Regions from separate parts of the Homo sapiens genome. Here all the other regions are linked to region 1. A link is a contact called in ENCODE Hi-C or POLR2A ChIA-PET data. All regions are on one chromosome and are shown on one strand. Each heading gives the region's core, a stretch centred on a gene start or an enhancer-like site at or near the end of the contact. The rest is flanking DNA. Distances are from core to core; before and after follow the strand shown. Region 1 holds the start of MTFP1 (mitochondrial fission process 1). Region 2 holds the start of DEPDC5 (DEP domain containing 5, GATOR1 subcomplex subunit). Region 3 holds the start of PISD (phosphatidylserine decarboxylase). Region 4 holds the start of EWSR1 (EWS RNA binding protein 1). Region 5 holds the start of EIF4ENIF1 (eukaryotic translation initiation factor 4E nuclear import factor 1). Region 6 holds the start of AP1B1 (adaptor related protein complex 1 subunit beta 1).

The links. A loop is a pair of places that touch in the nucleus more often than their neighbours do. ChIA-PET counts read pairs that join two places held with the same protein, here RNA polymerase II (POLR2A). Pooled maps may share reads with other maps.
Region 2: a loop to region 1 is called in a map of CD8-positive, alpha-beta T cell, with 30 times the contacts of the local background. The contact joins the promoter of DEPDC5 here to the promoter of MTFP1 in region 1. A Hi-C loop is called at or near these places in 1 of 168 maps with a recorded cell type or tissue (CD8-positive, alpha-beta T cell), 3 of 37 single-sample maps with no recorded cell type and 13 of 50 pooled maps.
Region 3: a loop to region 1 is called in a pooled map, with 10 times the contacts of the local background. The contact joins the promoter of PISD here to the promoter of MTFP1 in region 1. A Hi-C loop is called at or near these places in 1 of 168 maps with a recorded cell type or tissue (CD4-positive, alpha-beta memory T cell) and 6 of 50 pooled maps. POLR2A ChIA-PET finds 5 or more read pairs at or near these places in 2 of 52 experiments (MCF 10A and SK-N-SH).
Region 4: a map of CD4-positive, alpha-beta T cell shows a loop between it and region 1 (30-fold over the local background). The contact joins the promoter of EWSR1 here to the promoter of MTFP1 in region 1. A Hi-C loop is called at or near these places in 8 of 168 maps with a recorded cell type or tissue (CD4-positive, alpha-beta T cell, CD4-positive, alpha-beta memory T cell, OCI-LY7 and 5 more), 12 of 37 single-sample maps with no recorded cell type and 19 of 50 pooled maps. POLR2A ChIA-PET finds 5 or more read pairs at or near these places in 2 of 52 experiments (CD4-positive, alpha-beta T cell and K562).
Region 5: a loop to region 1 is called in a map of naive thymus-derived CD4-positive, alpha-beta T cell, with 5 times the contacts of the local background. The contact joins the promoter of EIF4ENIF1 here to the promoter of MTFP1 in region 1. A Hi-C loop is called at or near these places in 1 of 168 maps with a recorded cell type or tissue (naive thymus-derived CD4-positive, alpha-beta T cell), 2 of 37 single-sample maps with no recorded cell type and 10 of 50 pooled maps. POLR2A ChIA-PET finds 5 or more read pairs at or near these places in 1 of 52 experiments (activated CD8-positive, alpha-beta memory T cell).
Region 6: a loop to region 1 is called in a map of OCI-LY7, with 5 times the contacts of the local background. The contact joins the promoter of AP1B1 here to the promoter of MTFP1 in region 1. A Hi-C loop is called at or near these places in 2 of 168 maps with a recorded cell type or tissue (OCI-LY7 and endothelial cell of umbilical vein) and 12 of 50 pooled maps. POLR2A ChIA-PET finds 5 or more read pairs at or near these places in 1 of 52 experiments (B cell).

Annotation. Positions count from the first base shown.
Region 1 is chr22:30,424,397-30,427,100 of GRCh38, reverse strand. It overlaps MTFP1 (mitochondrial fission process 1), which reads right to left and starts at 1,333. Exons shown (of 4, transcript NM_016498.5): 1 at 1,155-1,333; 2 at 257-384. The coding sequence starts at 1,221. SEC14L2 (SEC14 like lipid binding 2) reads right to left here. Exons shown (of 12, transcript NM_012429.5): 12 at 1,798-2,704. RefSeq lists enhancers at 1-514, 515-1,073 and a silencer at 2,691-2,704.
Region 2 is chr22:31,752,688-31,755,391 of GRCh38, reverse strand. It overlaps DEPDC5 (DEP domain containing 5, GATOR1 subcomplex subunit), which reads right to left and starts at 1,373. Exons shown (of 43, transcript NM_001242896.3): 1 at 1,228-1,373; 2 at 413-530. The coding sequence starts at 470. RefSeq lists a silencer at 1,299-1,608.
Region 3 is chr22:31,660,824-31,663,527 of GRCh38, reverse strand. PISD (phosphatidylserine decarboxylase) reads left to right here and starts at 1,313. Exons shown (of 8, transcript NM_001326411.2): 1 at 1,313-1,384. The coding sequence starts at 1,320. RefSeq lists enhancers at 1,273-1,572, 1,813-1,862, 1,080-2,279, 2,253-2,392, 1,688-2,581 and 1 more.
Region 4 is chr22:29,266,958-29,269,661 of GRCh38, reverse strand. It overlaps EWSR1 (EWS RNA binding protein 1), which reads right to left and starts at 1,394. Exons shown (of 17, transcript NM_005243.4): 1 at 1,313-1,394. The coding sequence starts at 1,325. It overlaps RHBDD3 (rhomboid domain containing 3), which reads left to right and starts at 1,681. Exons shown (of 7, transcript NM_012265.3): 1 at 1,681-1,914; 2 at 2,085-2,236. RefSeq lists a silencer at 1,049-1,138 and enhancers at 1,309-1,368, 1,479-1,538, 931-1,802.
Region 5 is chr22:31,488,491-31,491,194 of GRCh38, reverse strand. EIF4ENIF1 (eukaryotic translation initiation factor 4E nuclear import factor 1) reads left to right here and starts at 1,353. Exons shown (of 19, transcript NM_019843.4): 1 at 1,353-1,501; 2 at 2,450-2,572. The coding sequence starts at 2,477. RefSeq lists enhancers at 339-398, 798-1,420, 1,421-2,044 and silencers at 949-1,598, 1,679-1,968.
Region 6 is chr22:29,387,253-29,389,956 of GRCh38, reverse strand. AP1B1 (adaptor related protein complex 1 subunit beta 1) reads left to right here and starts at 1,387. Exons shown (of 23, transcript NM_001127.4): 1 at 1,387-1,533. It also overlaps a transcript of RFPL1 not described here.

The sequences.
Region 1 (2,704 bases), core at 84-2,583:
TAGACCGGGAGGGGCAAGTGGCCAGTGGACTTGTCCGCACCCAGGAGTGGGGTACAGTCTGCCACATCCAGTTCGGGGAGTGGGAGTGTGGGGGCAGGGGTACACTGTCCTACAAACAGGACTGTCTATGGACTGCACTAGGCAAGGTTGTAGGGACTGGAGTGTCCCACAGGGACTTTATCACATGCAAGGCTGTGGACTGAACCACACAAGAAGAGAGCTAGGGTTGGGGGTTGGAAAATAGGCTAACACTCACCTCTCCAGCCTTCTTGCCTTTGTCAATGGCATCCGCCAGCACGTAGGAGCTGGCCACGCCATAGCTCAGCCACACCACCGCCGCTGGCACAAGAGAGCGGAAAGCCTCGCCCACCTCATTGGCATAGCCTGGGGGAGGGAACATTTAATTCCTAGGCTCGCAACTGTTCCACGAGGGGGCGTTGGAGCAGGCTGGTTCTCATCCTAGCCAGCTAAGCAGTCCCTGGGTGACCTTAGGCAAGTGACTTGACCTCTCTGAGCCTCCCTTTCCGAGATGTAAACTGGTGCCATGATGCCCACCTCGGACTCGGGCCACTGAGGGCGGACTGAGCACTGAGTCACTGTTACCATTGCTTATTGGTTAGATTTCCTGGTCTTGGTCCCAGGAGTAACTGCACTAATGAGGTGACAGGCACCCAGAGGGGCAGAGTGATCGAGGGCAGCGCCACTGACCAGACGCTCGCCAAGTGCCAGGGCTTTCTGCGCTTTATCCCATTCCACCCTCGCAACCACCACCCAATGAGAGAGGCCCTCGTGTGTATCTCGTTTGTTTTTTGTTTTGTTTTTGTTTTTTTGCCGAGGAGGAAACTGAGGTTCAGACAGAGCCAGTGCGTGTCAGGACCGAAATGGGAGTGGAGATCCCGACTCCACAGCCAGCCAGAGCGCATGCCAGAGCGGGCAGCCCGCTCACCCCATGGGAGCTTCCGCCCTGGGCGACCCACCAGGGTAGTGTGACCTTGGGCAAGTCCCTAGCCCTGTCTGAGCCCAGTCTCCGGCCCAAAAGCAGAATGAGAACTAAGATCATCCCGCCTCCTCCAGGCCCCGGGCGGGCGTCCGGCGACCCCTGCTTCTCCAGCCCAGTGGTGGTGGGGTCGCCGCGCCCGTCGCCCCGCGCTCACCCAGGTATCGCACCCACGTGTCCCGGTAGAGATCGCGCTCTGCGCCCCGCGGCTGCGGCTCTGACATGACTCTCCCGCCACGGCCCCGGCCACTACAGCCGGTACTGGCTCCACTGCAGTCTCCGCCGCCGGCACTTGGGTCTGCCCGGCCGGGACCCGCCGAAAGTCCCGCGCCGAAGGACAGGTCAGGAAATCTCCGCCAGCAGGGAGCGTCTGCAAATTCCCCCCGCGCACCGAAGCCCCTCTCCCAGGCTCGGGTTTTACAGACTGGTTTTCGTCACGTTTTCTCTGAGCTGTTGGCGCTAATCGCTCCCAGGACTGAGTGTAGGTTTTGGAGCCAAAGAGACAGGGGATCAAGTTGGGGGATGCTACACTGCAAAGCTTGTGACCTCGGGCTTATCCAGCATCTCTTTATTCATTTGTAAAAACGAGGGAGGGACACAGGCTGGGCCCGTTGGCTCACGCCTGTGATCCCAGCACTTTGGGAGGCCGGAGGCGGGAAGATCTCTTGAGCCCAAGGGTTCGAGAACAGCCTGGACAACATAGCGAGACCTCGTCTCTACTAAAAAAAAAAAAAAAAAATTAATGTAATAAATAAAATGGGGAACACAATAGTGTCCACTCCCTAGGATGGTTCCGAGGATTAATTATAACAGTCACCATTTATTGAGTTTATTGCCAGTCTACATGTTCGCTAAAGGACTCTCCATGTCTTACACCTGAAACCCTCCCACCAGCCTGGGAGCCCGTTTTACAGGTGAGAAAATGGAGGCACAGAGAAGGTGGGTCATTTTCCCAGAACACACAGCTGCTAAGTGGTGAAGTTGTGATTTGAATCCAAACAGTGTGGATCCAGATCCCGTGCTCTTAATGCGAGCTCTAAATGAGGCTAGAGGAGTGAACGGTGAGCCCCTGGGAGGTAGGTGCCTGGACTCTGGAGTCCCTTCTCAGCAGTCGCCATGTATAACTAGGAAGCACTCGCATTTAACTGGATCAGTATGTCCCCAGACTGAGCTTCTTGGGGACAGGATGTTGGATGAATTAATTAACGAATGAATGAATCGGGCAAGGGAGACAGAGTTGGGGTTAGTGATTACAACAGGAGGAAGCCTTCCCCCGCTGGACCTCAGTTCACCCAGGTGAGCAATGTGTGCACTTCACTAAGTCTCTGTGACTCCTTGGCGGGTATAATTGAGCGGCGTTGGAGACAATCCTGGGTTCAAATCCTAGCTGTGCCGCCTACTGGCTGTTAGCCTCCCTGAGCCCCAGTTCCCACGTCTGCAAAAAAAATGAGAGTAGCCAACATTGACGAGCACTTACTTATACCAAGCTCTTAAGCGCTTTGCACGGCTTATTTCCTTTAATCTTTGCAACAACCCAAAGTGTAATAGTAAGCACAGGGTTTTTGCGTGATACCCGGTAGGCCTTATTAAGAATTAGCTCTTATTTTCATCAAAGGTAGAGAAAATGAGTAACTATTGAGGCCCCCGCTGGCTCCCTACGGAGGCCCCCGCTTTCAGCCCTAGGCGCCTCTGTCTTGTAGGGCTGTA
Region 2 (2,704 bases), core at 124-2,623, 1.3 Mb before region 1:
AGCCAGGCAAAGGTTCATGCTTTGATCATACCTGCTCTATGCACATCTATGCCACTTCTCTCTCACTCAATGTAAAAACTGATAAACGATTTTAGTTTCTCTTATCTGCCAAACCAGTGCAGGCTGGAATTTTATGGAACATACACGGAAGATTTGTAATTAATAATGCAATTCAACAAATGAAGGGTAGTAAACCGGCAGCATTCACAATGTTCCTTAAAAGTCTGAATGCAAATGCATTAGAAGGGTCCTGCCATCCTCCTATTGTTACTGTATGACAGTTGCTGCTTTAGTCTGTTTAGTCGCCTGTTTAGCCTCAATTGTCACACGAGTCAGTGTGTAATTTCTAGGTATTGCACACACCAGAACCTCAGCCAACTTACAAAACCTCTAAAGACCAATCGATACTGACCACTGCCCCCAAAGCCCTTCTTGTGGATGACGAGTTTGTAGACCTTTGTTGTTCTCATCTTGCACTGTTTTTCCCTTTAGCTGTTCCAAGCTTGGGGCAGAGAAGTCATCTTGCCTCCCTGCCACAGAAATACAAACGAAAAGGTTGGAATGTCAGATTTTTCCTTGCAACCACTCTTTGATTTTAGGCCAGTGAAGATACTGGTGTTCCTCTGCTGTGAAGTGGTGCCAAGTGACTCTCGGAAGAAGTCACTCCTCCAGTTACAAGGAGCGATGGAGAACAAATAGAACCACAGAATCCAGGAACTAAGGGGAATTCGGGCCAGGGGCTAGTCAAACCTAGGAGAAGATATTCTATCACACCCCCATAGGGGAAGCATTGCGCTGAATGGGTGCTCATCACCTTGTCTCCATCTACACCAATAACACCCAAATAGTAAAGAGATCTTAAAAGAGGTTAGCCCACTCATTTTGTAGATGATGAAAGTGTGACTCCGGGCAAGGGACTTGCTCAAGGTCACTCGAGACTTAAGAGACACTCCCACCATTCTCGTTTTGCTGCCAATGTCCTGAGCAAGGCAACCACAAAGAGGAGGAAGGCAGAAGTTCCTTCCCCAAACCTCGGTCTGTGCGAACTCTCAGCAGACCTTCCCTGACTCCGTTTCACAGCTGAGGCCGTTGAGGCTCAGAGAGGGAGAGAGACTTGTCCAAGGTCACACAGCGGAATGGGGATGGAGCCTGGAACTCGAACCTGGGCCAAGGTCCCCTATCTCAAGCCCCCCCAATCCCCAGTCCGGGGCGGGCAGCTCCACTCACCGAAGCTCTAGAGCCCCTTCCCGCCTCTGGCCGGGGCACTGAGGGCTGGACCCTCTCCAGGTTCCCTGCGCCTCCTCCAGATACCCCGCCTACGCCCGCGCGGCCCGCGCTGTTCCGCCCCTAAGCCTGAAGCGCCTACTAGGCCCGCCCCGACCGTGTAGCGCTCACCTGAGAACCCGCGCCGCTCCGGTGGCTCCGCCCCGGGGCCCCGCCTCCTTCCCGCCCTCGCGCCCCCGCGCCGCTCTCGCCGGGCCTCCGTCTCGTCTCGGTGGCCGCACCACTTCCTCATCCGGGGCTCGAGCCGGGGGCGGGGCGTCGTGTGCGGCCTCTTCCTTGGGCCACCTCCTGGCGTTTCCTGCCCTCGAGCACTAGAGCCTCCCGCCCCACGGAGGAAATCCATTTCCTCCTAGTCTATCCGAAGTAGATCCATGGCCACAGAGCTTCGTTTCCGACTCAGTGATCTCCCCACAGGGGAAACGAGATCCGTCAGAGCTCCGTTTTCTGTTATATGAACGAGGTTAATGACTCATGTGGCCTCATTGGGCAGCTAAGAGGCGCCAACGAGAGTTTCTGGGAGGACTTCTGTAAAATGCAAGGGGCTGAGCACGCGAGAGTTAGGGTGATGGCCTCTGCTGGGAAGTGTCCACTTACGGGGGGCTTTTCAAACCCTTGCAAACTCTAAACGACGTTCTGCGCCCCTCAGGTTATTAATAAGAATGGCTGCCGTGGCTTCATAGTCCTTATGTAATCATTGCATCCCTATTACCTGATGGATGCAGGAGGCAGATACTATCCTATTTCACAAACCAGGAAACAGCCTGAGGACACAAAACCCTTCAGAAGGAAGCAAGGACGAATCCTGACCCGTTCCCAGAACGGGGCCTTTAACCAACATCCTTTGGTCATACCCAGGGCACTGCCTAAACTCGCGTCTGTCAGGATATCTTTCTCTCCAAGCAGAAAACCAGAGAGCTGGGTGGGCTGGGTCAGGCTCTGGCCAAGGACTCCTGACAATTGCCAGCTCCGCCTGCTGCCACTGATACCCCCGCCCCCTAGTCCAGTCCACCGTTTCTGACCTGAGCGGCAGCAACTCGATAGGGACTCCCTGCTTCCCCTCTTGAAGCCAGAGAGACCTTATAACTAGAATCGGTGTCTTGGGTCACGCCTCTCCTCTGCTGCTTCTAATCACACTGACTGCTAAATCTAAACGACACAGCACTTGTCTTAAATTTCTTTATATCTTTAATACTAACAGTGCCCATTTCTTACGGATTTGGAAAACTTAAAAATGTTGAAAGAAAAAACATGTTACACTGTAGTGAAAGATTCTGCAGTGGACCAAGGGGACCCTGGGACAGGACAAGCAACGTTCTTAAGCATGGATGCCTTTATGTTGGGACTCAGGAGAAGTTAGGTAAATAATGCAAGTGTTAAGTAATTGCAATTTTTTTGTTTGTTTGTTTTTTTGTTTTTGTTT
Region 3 (2,704 bases), core at 64-2,563, 1.2 Mb before region 1:
TTTTAAGCTCTCTGTAGGAGCTGAGTATGCCCTAGTTGAACTTAAGCCAACTACACAGAAATACCTGCAGGGACCAGGGAGCATATTCCTCCTCCTGTCAAATGCCTGGTGAAGGCAACTGTGATTATCAGCTTAGCAGATGAAAAAGTAGGGCTGCATTCCTTCAGTTGTTGGACCCAAATTCTGCCAGATTCTGACAAAGGGCTTAAAAGGAAGAATGTTTAGGCCAGGTGCGGTGGCTCACGCTTGTAATCCCAGCATTTTGAGAAGCCGAGGCGGGCGGATCACGAGGTCAGGAGATCGAGACCATCCTGGCTAACATGGTGAAACCCCGTCTCTACGAAAAATATATATAAAAAAATTAGCCGGGCGTTGTGGCGGGCGCCTGTAGTCCCAGCTACTCGGGAGGCTGAGGCAGGAGAATGGCGTCAACCCGGGAGGCGGAGCTTGCAGTGAATCGAGATCGCGCCACTGCACTCCAGCCTGGGCGACAATGAGAGACTCTGTCTCAAAAAAAAAAAAAAAAGAAGAAGATGTTTAGGACATGGTTTTTGGAGTCAGAGACGTATGTTCAAATTCTGGCTTCACTATTTTATAGTCTTTGGGCATATGCCCTTTATGTACCCTTGAAGATGTTGCTTAACCTTCCTGAGCCTCAGGTACCTCATCTTTAAAATGGGGATAATGTCTCGGGCCTAGCTGCGAGTCTCTAGTCAGTGCTCAGTAAAAAGTAGCAGACATGATTGAAAACTCGTTTTCCTCTTACAATTGAAGATAGGAACCTTTTCAAGAGCAAGCACCAGGCACCGAATTTAACGACTGGTTGCATTTCTAGGTGATCCAAGACCGTTTGCCCCCGGTCTCCCTGGCAGCACAGCGGTAGGAGATAAGAATGATATGACACCATGCTTGCAAAGTGCTCACAACACACTCCGGCGCTTAAAAAACGAGAGCTGAGTCATGGATGCCCAGTTTCCCCATCCGTAAAATGAGCAAGTTCGATCACTTGAAACGACATTCTTGGATCTTGGATGACTCAGATTTTCCAGGTACATGAGGAAAGGCACCCAGAGGGAAGGAGGAGGAGTGGCAGTGCTGCGACCAAGCCCAGGTTTAGCGAAACCTACAGCTCCACTAGTTCCCCTACCTCCGCAGGTGCCAAGCGGGTTAGGTGGGGAGTAGCCACAGGGCGGAGCTTAGTCGGCTCCGCCCCCAACCCGCGCTTTTCTCATTGGCCCACTGAACTCGAGACTCGTGACGCCTTAAGCGTGCGCCCAGCGTGTGAAGGGGGCGTGGCACGCTGAGAAGGAGCAGACAAGATGGCGACGTCCGTGGGGCACCGATGTCTGGGATTACTGCACGGGGTCGCGCCGTGGCGGAGCAGGTATAGCAGCGCGGAGAGACTACCTTGGGGCGTGGGGCAACCTGGACCAAGCTGGGGTCTGAAGAGAGATGTTTCTGTGTCGCGGGCTCGCTCTGAGGCGAGCTCGGGTGGAGACGGAGCCACCTTCACCTCGAGCTTAGGAGCAGGTGCGACTGCTCCTGCGTAGGGCGGTCCGGATTTACTTAGGGTGTGGCCTAGAAGCTCGCGCTTTGCCCTTTCCAGCTAGGTGGAAGTTCACGAGGGACAAAAATCAGATGAAATAGGCTACCTGCCCGTCTCTTGAGTCGAGGCAGGGCTTTCAGATGTTCAGATGCCATTTTCTCGTGTGTTCGTTTTCGTAGAAGGAATGATGTCCTGTGGGAAGGACACTAGATTGAGTGTCAGGCAACTTTCATTTCTGGATCTTAGTCTTTGAAGCTAGAGGGTTAGGTTAGGTAATCTCAAAACAATATGTTATGGGGCTAGAGTCTTGGTTACCCTTGTGACCCCCAGCTGTTAGATTCTTAGAAATGTGGGAGACTTGAGGGGTCTTCTGAGTCCAGCTGTCTCTCTTTGGAGTTAATGAGATTGAGGCTCCGAGAGAGGGAGGGATTTGCTCAAGTTCACCTAGCCAGTTTGTAGCAGAGCCCGGACCCCCATCAAGGTACCCCCTCACGCGACGATCTTTCTCTCAGGCTGCCCGCCGTGAGGGCAGTGGTTATACAGAAAATAGCTTAGAGCATTTGGAGTGTCGGAAAATGGATTAAAATGTAGCTGTGATTCAGAGTCGGCTGCCTGGTGTCATTTCAAAGAGCTAAGATTTGAGAGATGCGCCATACTTGTGTGTTTCCTACAGGGTTCATTTTGTCAGCGTTGATCAGAGGATAACCTATTGTTTTGGGAGGAGACGGACACTGGATTTGGACTGAGAGGGAACAGAAACCATCATTGGTCTTGTTATGAAAGCGTCACTCTTTCATCATTAACTGTACAGAAATGATTATCTCTCAGGAGAGGGCTCTGCATTGTGGTGGTAACTGTTAGAATTTGGGCAGGAGACTTTGTTTTCAATGTTATTACCAGGCGTGCTGTGTATGAGTCAACCCTGAATTCATTTAAAGTGTGTCACAGGCTGGGCGCGGTGGCTCACGCCTGTAACCTCAGCACTTTGGTAGGCCAAGGTGGGTGGATCACTTGAGGTCAGGAGTTCGAGACCAGCCTGGCCAATGTGGTGAAACCCTGTCTCTACTAAAAAATACAAAAATTAGCCGGGCATGGTGGCAGGCACCTGTAATCCCAGCTACTTGGGAGGCTGAGGCAGGAGAATTGCTTGAACCTGGG
Region 4 (2,704 bases), core at 145-2,644, 1.2 Mb after region 1:
TGTTTATTGACCACAGATGGGGAGAATTCTTAAACTGTCCTTAAGTTGCTGGATTCTGGACTCCAAAAACTCTGGAGTGCCCAGAACTTTTCCTGTCTTCCTTCTCATCTTCTCCCACTGTCTCTAAGGCCTGGAACCAGGTGGCCTGAGAATACCCCCGGGGCAAAAATGCTCCACCCTGCCAATTTTCGCGGGTTAGTGTACCCACAGATTGCGAACTGCAGGTGATGGCTAGGCGACACTCTTAAACGCTCCTTCCATCAAGGACCACTCTACTCCCATTTTGGAGTTCCCAACCGGGGCTTGCTTGCAAGTGCCTTTAAGATTGCTTCTACTGGCCTTTTTTCCCCTCTCCTCTGTCGACCTACGAAATCAACAGGCCTGCCGGCCTAACGCAGGCGAATAAACGTGCGAGGCCACTGCTGAAACATAATTCAAATGAAGGCTCGGCCTTTTGTTCCTCCTAGGTCAGAGAGACCAGAAATATCTTTCTGGTAGCGTTTCTCGTCTCTCGACCCAGGCTGGCCTTATTATACAACGGATGTCCCTCGGCGTTTGCAGAAAAAGGGCCCTGGGAAGCCACTTAATTGGTTTTGGGGGAGGGGAGGACGTGGATTAATAACGATAAAAATGGAGAAGCCCAAGAAAGCGGCAAACTGGGGGCCCTGGAGGAGGGAAGCACATTCTGTCTAAAGCCCAGGCGAGCAGAAGTTCGGCTTGGGGCTGGAAGCCACAGAGGGGGCAGCTCGGCAGCGCCAGACGCCCCAGCCGACTGGGTCTTAAGGATGACGGGGCTCCCGCTCATAGGCCGGCACCCCTCGGCCCACAAATCCACGGTATCTTTATTTGCTTTTTCCCCTGGTTTCTCAGGAAACCCTGAAAACGGGGAGGGAGGCCTCACAGGGACAGCAGCCTGCGGGCCCCCCGGCGGTTTCATAGTGACCGGCTTGAGGCCTGGCCAAATCCTCCCCTTCACGCAGGGCCTCGAAGGCCGCAGGCCCCGCCCACGTGGCGGGAGGCCCGGAGCTCAGGGCGCGAGGACCGCCACACAATGGAGGCCAAGGCGGGCCCCGCGCGCCCCCGCCGCAGCAAGCCCCCCGCGCGCCACGGGCGCCGGAAGATTCCAGAACCGGCCCGCCCGGTTGGGGGAGGGGAGAGGAATGCGGATCCCCGAGCTCGTCGGGCCGCGGCGGGTGCCTCAACCCCCTCTCGGCAACTCCACTCAGTCTTCCCAGCCAAGCCCAGAGACGAACGACCCCCAGTTTGGGCGTTCCGGCTACCGCCGGCGCGACCGCAGTTCCACCATACTCACCCGTGGACGCCATTTTCTCTCCTTCCTCCTCGTTCTCTCAACGTCCGTCTCCCTCTCGCTTTCCCTCTAGGCGCCGCACTGCGCAGGCGCAAATCTCGCAACCCCGGGCGCGACCATCGGGCCAGGCCACGGGGGTGGGGTCAGGAGGGATGAACCACCGCTTACTCGTTCTTCGCGTCCGCAACTCTTGTCCCAGTCCTCTCTAAAGAGCGCCCGACGTGACACTCGGGCCAAAATAGCATCTAAGGGGCCAGAGCGGGGGTGAGCGGGTCTCAGCGTGAAACCGGAGAGGCTCTCAGCACGAGACTAGGCTGTTTGGAATGGTTCCGTCCGCTGGCTCTAGGGACGGTCGCTGAAGAGTCGGCCCTGCAGGGAGACGGAGATCGGCGGGAGGGCTGGGGGAAGGGACCCGGACTAGAACAACTGCTGACTAATCCGCGGGCCGCGGGGAATGGGTGGCGCGCCAGCCGGTCGGCAGGGGTCACGCGGCCGGGTGTGCGCGGAATGGATTCAGGGTTCTCGGGTCGCGCCCGGGAGCTAGAGTCCTGACTCCCAGCCGGGGTCCCCGACCGGCCTTTCGGGGTTGCCGGGCGCGCTCTGCAGTGAGTACCCGGGACGCGTGGCCCGGGCCAGCGGGGAAGGGTCCCCAAGGCCGGTCGGCTGGGTGGGAGGCCTCGAACGCCGTGCCTGGCCCCGAGACCCTATCCCCGGTAACGGTCGAGGTGGAGCAGGCCCTTTAATCATCCCTCATCCGATATCCTTGTTTCTACAGAAGGGGAAACTGAGGCCCAAGGAAATTGAGTATCTCTGCAAAGTCACCAGCTGAGTTCGAACCAGACAGATCCTGGGACCCCCTACTCTATCCGCCACCGGAAGAATCTCCGTCCTTGTCTTTCCATTCTGCCCTCCCGGCTTCCCAGTAAGGTAGGCAGGGCCTGGTGGTGCACTGCCCCGTTTCATAGATTGAAGAAAGTGAGGTCCAGGGGGCTCAAGTCCCAGTTCCGAGTGTCCACGGGTAAGCCCTTCACCCTTGCTAAGGTGCCCAGAGCTGGGGAATGGTTGTGAGGTGTCGATGCAGGAGGAGGTTTACGGTGGGTGCCTTGGCCCCAAACCCTGCCTCCAGGCAAGGCTGACCCTGCCCACCTTCCTGGACCTCTAGCCCCAGCCCCCTAGGTGGATGCCCGGGTCCGCGAAGGGCAGGGTTCACCTTCAAATCCCTCGGCAGGACCAGGAGCCAAGCTAGTGTCCTTTTTTCAGTGAACATATATAAAGCACTGGCTGTGTGCTGTGAATACCCTGGGGAATGTGGGGTTGGATCAGAGGAGCCATGAGCTCAGACCACCTGCCTAGGGAGACAGACTGGCCAAGCTGTGCTCCTAAGGATAAGATCCA
Region 5 (2,704 bases), core at 104-2,603, 1.1 Mb before region 1:
TTTAATCTTAACTGCCCCATGAGCAGGTTATATCATCTTCGCAATTTCACAGGTAAAACTAAGAATCAATAGACTAACTCTCCATAGCTTGTAGGAGGTGGCAGAGATGAGAATGCAAACTCAGGCCTGATGTGCAAGTGTTTCCCTCTGCCTCTTGCCTGTAAAAAAACAGTTTGTAAGAAACACACTTTATTCAGTAATACAAACGAAAAGTTTTCTGTTGCCAAGATTCACAAGAAGGGAGCTGAGTTAGTGGTCACTCACTGCCCAACACCCTAATTTCACAAGTGAAGTGAAGTTCCAACAAAGTAGGCCTCTTGGAAGAAATGTAGACGTTGCTGTCCTTTAACCAGGAAAATTGCGTTCTCGGGACTTCACGCCTATGTATCGCTTCACACCAACGCTGCGCAGTACCACAGGGCAGAAATGGGTGCTTGTGGTATTCCAGCACATAGGACTTCCTCCCCAGGATGCAGTTACCCACACTGCTCACATATTTGCATTTCTGTGGCCCCCTGTCAGCCTGAGTCTGCACTACGTGGTAAGCACTTGACATTCGCCGTCTCATTTCCCCAACTCCACTCGCACTTCCCCTTTCTGTGCAGGCTAAGGACAGATTCAGGTTACCGGAGGGAAACAACATTTCAATGAATTTGTTAGTCGCCTTTATCGCTATCAAAGCCAATCGTGACAAGTTTGTCTTTTAATGCAGCAACCAGTACTCGCGCATAAGCCTCATAGATTTACAGAGGCCATTTTAGAAACACGACCGAAACTTAGGTTAAGTCAGCTTTGCCTAAGATCACGCCACTCGCAAAACAGCTGAGGTTCGAACCCGCACTGGGAAGGCTCGGAAGACCCCAATCTCCTATCTCAAATTCCCACTGCCGAAGCCCCACGGTTCTCTGCCTATGCGAACCATGCAAATACAGCGGTCGTCGCGCCACAGGCCGTGCTAGCCGCCAGCCCAGCCCCATCTAGCCACCGCCTCCGGGAGAGTGGCGTGCCGCGAGTCGCGGGTCCCAAGTGCCGTCCGCTCTGCCCTGCAGCGCGCGTGGGAACGCGGCGGCGGTGGCCTCTGGGCTGCCCACGGCGACCGCCTGCGCGCACGGGAGCGGGTTTCCGCTATCCCCACCGTGGCCTCCTCCTCGCCGCCACCACCTTCCCACCCCCCGGCCCGCGCAGGGGCTGGCGTCCGGGAAGCGCGCGGCGATGCTTCTTTTTCGCCCGGCACCGCTGCAGCCACCTCACATCCGGGCGCGCGGCGGGGAAGGCGGCGCCGGGGCCAGGGTGCGTGGAGGGAGTTATTAAGGGGGAGGGGGCCGAAGAGGAGGGGCGGAGGGCCGGGCTGCAGTTACGGCGGCTGAAGAGAGACAGCCCAAGCCGGTCGGGGTGGGGGCGCGAGAGCGAAGGCTGCGGGGAGCGGCGCTGGGACCGGTGCGGGCAGCGGGGAGGGGAGCGGCGGCCGAGGCAAAGGGCCGCCGAGCGGCGGAGGCACCGAGTAAGGGTCGGCGGCGGTGGCGGCTGGGTCCGGGGCACCGCGCGCCCGGTGCTCCCGGGTGTAGAAGGGGCGCGGGCGCATTGCTCCCGGGGTCGCGTGCGTGAGCGCGGGCGCCGGGGCGCCCGCAGGGGGTGGGCAGGGGCGCGAGGCCCGCAAGGCGGCCGGCGGGTAGCCGGCGGGCTGGCTGGCGGGGACCGAGCCGCCGGGCCGGGGAGGACGGCTGCGGGCCTGCGCTAGCTCCAGCTTGAAGCGCCCGGGCCGGGAGATTCGGCCTCCCTCCTCCCTGCGGCCGGCCGCCCCTCAGTGAGTACGGTCTCCGCCCTTCCTCCGAAGGAGGCCGCTGGGCCCGGGCCTGCGTGAGGGGCTGCGGGTTGGGGTCGCGGCCCGGGGAAGCCAAGTTTCGGAGCTGAAGCCGGTGCTCGCCCTTTCCTTGCCATCGGCGCCCCTGACATGGCCACAGGTGCGGCTGGCCTGGCGAGGGGCGCTCGGGCCCCGTCCCCAGTCCCTGATCGCCGGATAACAAGGGGCAGCTGGCGCCGTCCATTGGCAAGTGACAGGCACTTTCCAACAGACTTCGCGGGTTCCCAGCCTAACCAGTCTTCTACCTGCCCCCACTCCGGGAAACTTCCCCACCAGTCTTGAAAGATCCCCATGGGTGGCAGCTACTAATCTTGGTTTCTCTTGTGTTAAAGCTGCTTAAAGGTTATATACCTTGAATTGGGCACCTTCTACTTTTTACCATGTTGATGCTTAGGATACTAGGAAAGAGAACTGAGTACCAATGATTCTATCTCCAAGTTCTAATTTATAGCATAATTTTGGGGTGGGGACTTGTTTTTAACACTAGCTGTTTTGAGAGATTAAAAAGTTTCAGCTTCTGAAGAAACAGCCAAGATTTCTGAAAACTTACTGTTCTCGGTGACAATTTTGTGCCGATTTATCTTCCAGGTGCAGAGCATTGTAGACCAAGGAGCCATGGATAGGAGAAGTATGGGTGAAACAGAAAGTGGAGATGCTTTCCTTGACCTGAAGAAGCCTCCTGCCTCCAAATGCCCCCATCGCTATACAAAAGTAAGGTTTGCCACTAATGAAATAGTGTTTCTTTTTAGGTGGCGAAGTTAGTAACATTGTATAACTATTTCATTCCTATTAAGTGGTAATCTCATTCTGACTCACTACATGGACTAAATATTAACTAAATTT
Region 6 (2,704 bases), core at 138-2,637, 1.0 Mb after region 1:
CACGGTGGTGCATGCTTGTAATCCCAATTACTTGGGAGGCCCAGGCAGGAGAATCGCTTGAACCTGGGAGGCAGAGGTTGCAGTGAGCCAAAATCACGACACTGCACTCCAGTCCGGGCAACAGAGCGAGACCCTGTCTCAAAACAAACAAACAAAAAAAAACAAATGATCTATCAAGTTTGGAAGAATATTCACCAAAATATTAAAAGTGATTGTCTTAGGTCAGTGGGATTGCAGATGGTTTTTTTCTTTTTTCTTTTTTTTTTTTTTTGAGACGGAGTCTTGCTCTGTCGCCCAGGCTGGAGTGCAGTGGTGTGATGTCGGCTCACTGCAAGCTCTGCCTCCCGGGTTCACGCCATTCTCCTGCCTCAGCCTCCTGAGTAGCTGGGACTACAGGCGCCTGCCACCACACCCGGCTAATATTTTGTGTTTTTAGTAGAGACGGGGTTTCACCATGTTAACCAGGATGGTCTCGATCTCCTGGCCTTGTGATCCGCCCGCCTCGGCCTCCCAAAGTGCTGGGATTACAGGTGTGAGCCACCATGCCCGGCCATTTTTTTTCTTTTTTTGAGACAGGGTCTGGATCTGTCGCCCAGGCTGGAGTGCAGTGCTGCAATTATAGCTCACTGTAACCTCAACCTCCTGGGCTCAAGCTATTCTCCTGCCTCAGGCTCCCGAGTAGCTGGGACTACAGGTATGAGCCACTGTGTCTGGCTCAAGGTCACTCATCTTAAGAATGGAGGGGTCCAAACTAGAGCTGTAAACCTAGTTTGGACAGAGAGAGACCCCTCTGTAATCCCAGCACTTTGGGAAGCCGAGGCGGGAGGATCTCTCGGGTCCATGATTTCGAGACCAGCCTGAGCAATAAAGTGAGACTCTCTCTACAAAAAATAAATAAGTAAATAATAAGTAATTAGCCGGGCGTAGTGCTGCGCACCTGTGGTCCCAGCTGCTTGGGAGGCTGAGGTGAGAGGATCACCTGAGCCTGGGAGGCGGAGGGTGCAGTGAGCCCAGATCTTCGAGCCACTGCACTCTAGCTTGAGCAACAGAGCAAGACCCTATTTCAAACAAACAAACAAAAAATGAGTGACCTTGAGCAAAACCCTGCCCCTCTTAGAACCTCAGATTTGCCGTCTTTACACAGAAGATGGACTTCAAACTCCCTACGACCTTGCCCGGCCCCCTCACGCTGAATTGGCTAGCGGGATGGTTTCCCAAGGGCTCTGCGGGAGACTGCAGCATAGCAGCGCCGCGGCTGCCGAGGGGTTAATACCGTTGGGCTCTTCCCCTTTTCTTGCCCCGCCCCACGGGCACCACCCCCGCCAGGGTTGTACCCTTGACCCCGCCTTCAGGCCTTGCGTCCACCGGAAGTACCCGCGCGCGGGCAGCTCACTTCCGCCCGGCAGGTGACAGCCGCGGGGCTCCGAGCCGCCGGCAGCCCGGACGCACCGGGAGAGCGAGAGGTGGAGGCCGCGGACATTTTGGTGCCAAGCCGAACCGAGCCGGGGCGCCGGGAGCTATTGGGACCTGCGGGTGAGGAAGCGGGGACCCGGGCGAGCCAGGAGAAGAAGTGGGGCGAGGGGTCAGGGGTCCTAGGTGAGGGGTTTGCGGGGTCAGAGGTCATGAAGAGGACGCGGCGCTGCAGGGGCGCGAGCGACGTCCCCAGCCAGAGGAGGAGGAAGGGCTGAGGGTTCGTTCATTCATTCGCGCCCACTTGGCCGCCGGCCTGTTCCTCGGCCGCCCCATACCCGCAGCACCTCCTGGGGCTTCCGCCCGGAGAGACAGGACTTAGGCCCCGAGGAATTCCCCACTGGCCTGAGGGAAAACTCTTCGGGCTCTGATTTCCTCTTTCGGACTCACCTCCATGGCCATCCTGAGGCCTCCTCGTTGTTCAGGGCGTTATCTCTTTGCCAAGGTTGAAAAAGAAGAAAGAAAAAAAAACTAGAAAACGGTCCCGTGCCGCCCGCCTCCGGCTAGGCACTGGCTTGGTCTTGTTTGTTGGAGCCTCTAAGACAAGTTAACTGAATGGAGACACCGGTGATAATGCTGCAAAATAACGAGGGAGATGCTTGCTAGTGGCTATCGAGTCCCTTCTGTGTACCGGGCACTGTGCTAAGCACTTTCCTTACAATGACACATTTAAACTTCACAGCAACCTTTGTGGGGATTAAATATCCCTATTTTATCGATGAGGACCCTGAGGCACAGAGAGGTTAAATCCCACATGTAAGGTCATTCGGGTAGTAGAGGCAAGGCCAGGTTTTCTGCCAGGCTGTCAGAGACCTGCAAAGTACAGAGACAAAGGAAAGACTGGAGTTAAGGTTGGGGTGTAGGGGATATTTAAGACTTTTAGCCAGACATGGTGGCTCACGCCTGTAATCCCAGCACTTTGGGAAGCTGAGGCGGGTGGATCGTGAGGTCAGGAGTTCAAGACCAGCCTGACCAACATGGTGAAACCCTGTCTCCAATAAAAATACAAAAATTAGCCAGACATGGTGGCGTACGCCTGTAATCCCAGCTACTTGGGAGGCTGAGGCAGGAGAATCGCTTGAACCCAGGAGGTGGAGGTTGCAGTGAGCCGAGATCGTGCGACTGCACTCCAGCCTGGGCCACGGAGTGAGACTCCGTCTCAAAAAAAAAAAAAAAAAAAAGATTTTTAGCTGCCGTTGTATTTATTTGGATTTATGTCACGATGTAGCCTTAT